Linked DNA regions of Mus musculus: all the other regions are linked to region 3. The links are chromatin loops, found by intact Hi-C in ENCODE. Cell type or tissue: heart. All regions are shown on one strand. Region 1 overlaps Iqschfp (Iqcj and Schip1 fusion protein). Region 2 has its middle 18 kb from the start of Il12a. Region 3 overlaps Iqschfp (Iqcj and Schip1 fusion protein).

Region 1 (2,500 bases), 72 kb before region 3:
GGTGGGAATGAGGGTAGGGGCGGGGACTGAAGAGGTGGCTCAGCAGGCAACTAAAAACCAGCACTGGTCTTGTAAGGAGGACTATTCAGTTCTCAGTACTCACAAGCACCCATAAAGATTGGGGGAGGGGAAATCTAACAGCTTCTGGACCCCGCAGGACAGGCACCTGCATTCACACATTTGTATACACACATACAAACTTAAATAATTGAAATAAACTAGAAGATTGAATGGGGAGAGGCAAGGAAATTTGCTAAGGACAACTGATTCTTCTGACAGAGTTCCTGGAAGTCCCCCTACCCATCTTTTCTTCCAATTAGATAAGAAACTTACTCTGGAGTCATATGATCCATACTCTGGCAACAACCAGGTGTGGCAATGTGGGATAGCTATAAAATGAAGCTGACTGCAAGAAACACAGCAGGGGCTTTAATAAAAATGATACAGTTCTGAGAAAAATTCTATTAAGTAAAAGAAGAAAACACATTCTAAATCATGTGTGTGTGCAGGTATGAGTGTGTGCAGGGGTGTGTGTGTGTGTGTGTGTGTGTGTGTGTGTGTGTGCATCCCATGCTGGAAATAGAACCCAGAGCTTTGTGGAACGGCTTTCTTCCCTTGAGCTTCAGCCATATACCCAGAAGCGTTTTCTAAAGAACGTCCTAGCTGTTTAAAAGCCAAATCTCTTCTCTGTGAAGCCAGGTTGAATATGGATTTTTTTCATATTTGCATTTAGTGGCAACTTACATAACACACTGAGGGGACAAAGCGTTTCAAGTGGGAAAGCAACTGAGTTGTATGTTCAAAAGCTGCAAGTTTCATGCCAGACCAACCTGTACTGGGGGGACACCAAAACTCTGCAGGATGACTTAAAGGCCATGGACCCAGCTCCTGACTGGGGAGGAGGACGTTATATATACTCAAGGCTTCTCTCCTTTACAGTTGCTGTGCAGAACGTATCATTGCTGGTTCATCTTCCTTCCCATGTGCTCGTCAGTAGACGTGGTTTTTTTTTAAAGTGTTGATCAAAATTATATCCTCTTGTTTTACAAGAGCAGGGAGCTCCTGCCACTGTGCCTGGAAAGCCGAGAGGGTGGAGGACAGGCCTGCACTCCAGTTGTCTTCTGATGCCCATTGCTTATCAGCCCGAAGCAGTGTCAGGCCCTCAGAGCTCAAAGGCCTAGGCATTTCCTTCATGTGCAAAGACGGTTTGCTTTGGAACTCAGCAGAGAATCAGTAAGGGACCAAAGGGATCGATCGCTAACACAGCCAGCTCTCCACAGCACTGAAGATGGCATCTGTGGATCAACTGCAGATAAAAAACCATTTCTAAGAAGGATCGAGGGTAGGTGTGGTGGCCAAGAGCACTGGCTGCTCTTCCAGAGGACAGGGTACGGCTCCCAGTGCCCATACAGTGGCTTTCAGCTCTCCCTCACATCTTTTCTGACCGCCTTCTGCACCATGCCTGAACATAGTGCACAAATACAGTGAAAGCAAAGCACTCACACACATTAAATACATCTTTTTTTAAACAACAACAATGATGACGACATTTAGGCCTTCTAAGAAGGTTCCTGGGGACTCAAGGTGCTTACTGCCAATCCTGATGACCTAAAACCAATCTCCAGGATCCCCTTCATTCCTGCAAACTGTCCTCTGACCTCCACTCACGTGCTATAGCGCACACATGCAGACGTAAATCAATGTCATAACTTTAAAGCTGTGTCTGTGGTGAACATGTACAGATCTTAACCTTGTGATTATTCTCTAAAGAGCTTAGTGTAAAAACTTGCATCATGTTTGTTCCGTATTTGTTATTCTATGCAATCGACCAAGGGCTCATCATTTGGGGAGCTGTAGGTAATGGGCTGCGCATGTACACTACTTGGGAAATGAGCACTTGTGCATCTTGGTAACCATGGGGAGTCTTGGGATAGTCCCCAGAGGATACCAAGGGATGACATATGACTCCAGGGAACAGGCAAAACTGACGCCACCTCTCAACTTTCCTTAGTTTATTCCATTCTAAAGACCTCTTGAAGAGGTAGAGTTCCATCAACTCCGTTCAAATTGTGGCAATGCTCTTGGAGTTGGGTGACGTTCTCTCCATCTGTAAACAGGTGATGGATGAAACCTGTCCTTCAGGTGACTCTCAGGTGTATGTGTAACACAGGTAATGATTTTAGCATTCAAATAGTTGCCAGGACCCTAATCTCAATATTCCTTAGGAGGAAAGCATGCTGTGACCTACAAAACCAGAGAAGCAGTCAGATCTCCATGCGTTCTCACTGTCTGTATTTATTCCCACCTGTGACAAGATTCCCCAGGTATACCCTGATGAAAGCAGGTTGCAAGACCTTGCAAACCCATTACCCTCACACAGGGTCTGTTATCTCTGATTGGGAATCTTAGATAAGCCCGAAGATTCTGAGAGTAATTACAGGGTTAATGCATGTGATTCGGGGATGGTCCACTCCGGAGGGGAGACTTTAGGCACTCTCAA
Region 2 (2,500 bases), 240 kb before region 3:
CTCACCACAACATCTTTATTTACCAATCAGGAATAATTTGGGATCAAGGTCACATGGTGTCGGGTGGGGCTACATGCAGATCCCCTCTGGGACAACCAGGTCTTGGGGCTCAATACTAGCATTAGAATACAAGCAGCATCAGGCCAACCTACTATACCCACTCACTTCCTGCAGGCAGATGAGCTTTCCCCCCAGGTTATGAGAACAAGGAGAACTGGCTCCACCACTCATTGGCTACAGTACTCAGAAGAGTGGGTCCTGCAGTAGAGCAGAACAGCTCCTGGTTTTGTAGGTACAGGAGAGCTGGTAGCTGACCAACTCAGCTCCCACCCAGGCCCAGATCCAGGGCTTTGAGTTGGACCATTCCAACATCCACCCCATCTACAAAATACTAGAATACTTGAAAGGCCAGTCCTGCAGATCCAAAGCTGCAGGCTCTCCGTGACACAGGGTAACAACAGGATATCCTAGAGGAGTCTCAGTGAGGATCCATTATTGATAGTATAGCAGAAGCCAGAGGCCTCAAACCAGGCCAGTGACTCATGGCAATGAACATTTGCAAGGAAAGTTGTTTGGGCAGAAGGGTCTACTGTGGGACACACCACAGCTTCCACAGTGAGAGTTATTTATTTATATTCTTTGTTTTATTTTAGGAGGGAGATTGCAAGGCAGATATGAAGGAATGGGGAGATGAGTGGGATTGGGACCCAAGATATGAAATTCACAGGAATCAATAAAAACTTTTTTAAAAAAGAAGCAATGAGCTTTTGGCTGTGTAGGAATGTCTTAAAGGTGGTTAACATGCACTTCTTAAATAAGGAGTTTGTTTTGTTATAAGTGAGTATAAAACTGTGAGGAAATATTAAATGCATCATCTATTCTTATGTAGAACGAAGGCTGAAATGCCCTGAGCAGATATGTAGTTAGTTACCCTGCCTAGGAAGCTGGGGAGAGTGGATTAAGATGGCTTTCGCCCAGCTGGAGCAGGAACATAGCAATACTGATGACATTAGACAGAAGCCACAATATGCACACTGAGATCACTGAATTTGAAGCAAGATGAGGGCAGAGTGCTGTTCTTGCCCAGTATTTTGATAACTGCTTGAAAGATGTCGTCTCTGCCCTGGAAGGTAAGCAGGAAATTATATGAATTAGTAGCTTACATGAAATCAACGTGAGTGTCGGGGAGCAATTTTTAATATGAAAAGTGTTGGCTGTTTGCTTACAAACTTCAGTTCAGAGGATTATGCAAATTCAGTGGTAAGTACGGGGTTACCACCGTTTAATAATGATGACTCATGCCGCAGTTAGAGGAAGGGCTGAAATTCCAGTTCAGGTGACCTAAACAAACGCTTACTTGTCTTCAAAGCCTCTGTCCCCATCTGCTCCAGGAGTGCAACATCCACTCAGACACAGGTGCTTGTCAAATTCTAGGCCGGAGACAAGTCTTAGTAAAAGGAAGATGAAGGCTGTCTGCAACTAGAGACCCAGCCAGTATAGACTGAGCCCGCCCATCTCCAGGCACTGAAGCAGTGCTCAGGGAGGCCACTGGGTGGCACCAGTGAAGCTTGCCCACACTGTAACAGAACACGGGAAACCAGTAAGGGCCACAATTGTCTGGACTCAAGCCAGACCATAGGGTTCATTCCTCTGTTTTTAAGATCCTCTCTCTCTGTCTCTCTGTGAGTCTCTGTCTCTGTTCCTTTTTCTCTCACTCTTTCTCTTGGTCACATTGCTACACTTGAGCTCAAAACAATTCAAACCTTTGATTATTTATAGTTTATATGATCAGAGCACCAAGTTGCTTCTCAGGGAACTCTACTTACACATTTTCTACTCTAAAAATGCAGACGTGTATAATTGTGCCGTTAGGGTACACTAGAAGTCCAAGCAGGTTTCAGGCCAGCGAGGTTACTCTGGAGGTTTTTGAGGTGACAGAGTTTAGAGTCACCTAGGAGACACACTTTGGCTGTGCCTGTGAAGGTGCTTCCCCTGGGGTTTAAGATGTGCTCAGCATCACCTCGATGGCTTTATTCGGTTGGGAAAGGAGAGATCTGAGCCCCAGGCTCCATCTCTCTCAGGTCCCTTACTGCCAACTATGCAGTACATAGAACTACAGAAGTTCACACAGAACTTCTTACACGGCTGTGTCATGCCCACCATGACAGACTGTTCCCCTGTATTCTGAAACTGTGATCCCCCTCACCCCAAATAATCCCTTCGCTCCTTAAATTGCATCTTGTCAGATATTTTCTCATAAGAAGAAAAGTAACAAAGTCAGAGCAATTGCCCAGCATGTTGGAAGAAGCAATCCCCAGAAACGGGAGTAGGGTGGGGGTGGGGGTGGGGGTGGGGGTGGGGGTGGGGGAACAAGCAAGCAAGTAACCAACCAACCAACCAACCAATCAAGCAACCAAACATCAAATGACTTCATTTCAGAATGCCATTCCAGGCCGGGCTGGTCTACTTCCTGAAAAGCCAAGCTCTTTTCCAGGACATC
Region 3 (2,500 bases):
GAGCTGTTAATCCAGGAGACCAGCTTCAGGGTGGGAGTGGGGTCATTTGTCTTCCCCAGCTGGTGTGCATGCTGTGACAGGTATTTGGATCATTTCAGCTGCTGAAATGTCTCTTTTCCTTCCAAATGTGGCAGAGAGATTGTCTTCCATATATGTCATACACATTCCTGTTACATACAGTAAAACACGCCAGCTCTTCAAACAGCCTGAATAATGCAAACAGCACACACAGTGGTGTTCTCAAGAACAGATGTGAACTCGTTAAGAGACTTCGTAGAAAAGCAGCAGCAACTGGTGTTATTGAAGCACATGTAAGAATCGCTGTCTTCTAACAAAAATTCTCCTTCAACACTTTTTATTGGAGTGGACCCCTCTTACAAAGATGCCGAGATGGTTTACTGTTGCTCTTCAAGCACATGGAATGTTATACCAAAGGGAAAAGTCAACTCTTCTTTGTCTCGGAACACAAATAAGTAGAAGTGAGCTTGCTGTAAGAAGGCCCACAATAAGCCTGCTTGATAACTAGGAACGAGTTGCCTCTCCTTAAAGGGGACTGGGAAGAGGAACATGAACCCACTGTGGTTCTAAACTTAGGCTGCAGAGCTAGTTTCTGCTTCCAAACCTCATTTCCTCCTCTAAGGATGATATATTTCTCCAGGTCACAGGGAGAGAAAAAAAATGAGTTACTCATTTACTTTGTAAACAAGGACACCGAGGTGCACACTAGCTAAGGAATTTCTCCACAGTCCTAGAATAAGTGAAGGGACCGGAAATGTAGCCCAGACCTGCTGAATACCAACTGGTCTTCCTACATCCTTGGAAAGTCCCTTCTAATCCACATGCTAGTAGTGAAGAAATTGAAGCATGCTTGAGATAAATGGCCTTGTGAATTCATACCATTGGTATGTGACTGAAAGTCACTGTGTGAGACGTTTAAGAAGCTGTACTTTTAAAATGCCTTGACTTTGCTTACAAATGATCACAATGTCACCTGACAGAGATGTCGGGGCTTTGGGGGATGAGATTCTGCTCTTCTTGCCTATGTGCACATTGAAAGCAGCATATACACATGTATGCATGCATATGTGTGTGTGCATATGTATGTGTGTGTGCAGATGCTATTATGCTATGGTGCCCTTGGAAGTCAGGGGACAATCCTTAGGAGCCAGTTCTCTCCTGCCACCTTGTGGGATCCAGGGTCAAATTCAAACCATCAGGCCTGCAAGCAGTCTTTTGGACTCTTCTTTCTATATTAGCTTGATGCAAAATGAACAGAGCTAGTCCCATAAGCTCAGATACTGCCTATGTTGTGACTATGAACTTTATGCCTGGACAGTAGCATTTGTGGTGGTAGGTCAGGCTCAAGAGAGTCCTTTATGGTTTTCGGGTAGCAAGTCAGAGTCAGACTTTGCCCACACATGAACAGCCAGGCAAGTGAGAAGCCCTTGAATGGAAATGGAAAACCTTGAATGGAAAAAGCCCAGTTGCTTAAAAACAAAATCTTTTCAAGGAGTCTTGAGGAAGCACTAACAAGTGCATAGGGCACTCATTAGTCAATAAATTAGCTAATAAATTCTTCAGTGACTACCCAGATATATGAATATTTTTTTACAAGGCATAGAATGTGTAAGGAATTTTAATCCAATTTTAAACCTTTCCACCACCAGCTACTGCACCAAAACCGGCTGGCCTCAGAAGATGAATAGCCCCTGACTTAGCAAAGAGAGAAGGCGACCCCACACCCTGCAACACACCATCGCTCTTTTAAATTCCTGGGCGGACTTCACTTTCGGCCACAGCTGATGAATGAGCTTGGTTAAAAGGCTTGGGACAGGAGATAAAATGACCCTTAAGGTTTTTTTTTTTTTCCTTCTGCCACACCCACTTCTCCTTAGGCAATCAATAAAATCCCACTTCCAAAAGAATGTATCTTAGCCTTTCCTAGATGCCCTGTGCTAGCAAGTATTTAGACCTTCAAAAGTTCTGTTAGTTGATTTCAGATTGGTTACTTAAGAGGCTACAACATCTGGAAGCAGAGTTAGTTAGTGAATGATGGAGGTACAATCAGCTTAAGAGCACCTAAGTCTTCCTGCCTAGGCTGGTGAAGGACAGAATTCCCCAGCGTTTTTCTTCACATGGTATTTGGGAGGTAACAGCGACACTTTGCCACAACTGGAGTCTTCCTCATCTAATTAGCCTCTTACAGCATTATATCGCAGGACTTCTCACAGGCACCCCTCCTAGCCCCACCTTGGGTCTGTGACTGCGGGGGGGGGGGGGGGGACTTACAGTTATCCAGACAAAGGGTTAACGCCGCAGCCTTCCCTGCTCTAGCGCTGTGAACATTCACCACTACTTTCCCCTCTGCAGTCAGCCCTATACTCCAGCTTCTACAAAGCCACCAGCACTTGCAGAAGCATTGTTTCCTCCTGTCCGCTTTAAACTTGCAGTTCATGAGCTTATACAGCTCAAGAGTCTAAACTTACCCCCTCATGGCTTT

What was found. Hi-C counts contacts between places; a loop is a spot of excess contacts. Peaks named below come from ENCODE experiments on the same cell type or tissue, not always from the same donor. Only the 100,000 strongest peaks of a DNase experiment are listed, where the experiment ranks them.
Region 1: a loop joins it to region 3, with 7 times the contacts of the local background. A loop is called at or near these places in 5 of 42 quality-filtered maps.
Region 2: a loop joins it to region 3, with 2.0 times the contacts of the local background. A loop is called at or near these places in 3 of 42 quality-filtered maps.

Annotation. Positions count from the first base shown.
Region 1 is chr3:68,540,523-68,543,022 of GRCm38, reverse strand. The region is part of intron 5 of Iqschfp (Iqcj and Schip1 fusion protein); the gene reads right to left. All of the region lies in intron 2 of Schip1 (schwannomin interacting protein 1), which reads right to left. Among named protein-coding and RNA genes, the nearest start is that of Gm22073, 5.9 kb to the left of the region's middle. In heart, no CTCF peak of the experiment used is centred here; no DNase peak of the experiment used is centred here; H3K4me3 peaks cover 167 bases; H3K27ac peaks cover 1,124 bases.
Region 2 is chr3:68,708,419-68,710,918 of GRCm38, reverse strand. No RefSeq gene overlaps it. Among named protein-coding and RNA genes, the nearest start is that of Il12a, 18 kb to the right of the region's middle. In heart, a CTCF peak has its summit at 1,546 (motif pointing right); a DNase peak (open chromatin) is centred at 1,538.
Region 3 is chr3:68,468,518-68,471,017 of GRCm38, reverse strand. All of the region lies in intron 4 of Iqschfp (Iqcj and Schip1 fusion protein), which reads right to left. The region is part of intron 1 of Schip1 (schwannomin interacting protein 1); the gene reads right to left. Among named protein-coding and RNA genes, the nearest start is that of Gm22073, 78 kb to the left of the region's middle. In heart, a CTCF peak has its summit at 1,195 (motif pointing left); no DNase peak of the experiment used is centred here; H3K4me3 peaks cover 1,944 bases; H3K27ac peaks cover 2,208 bases.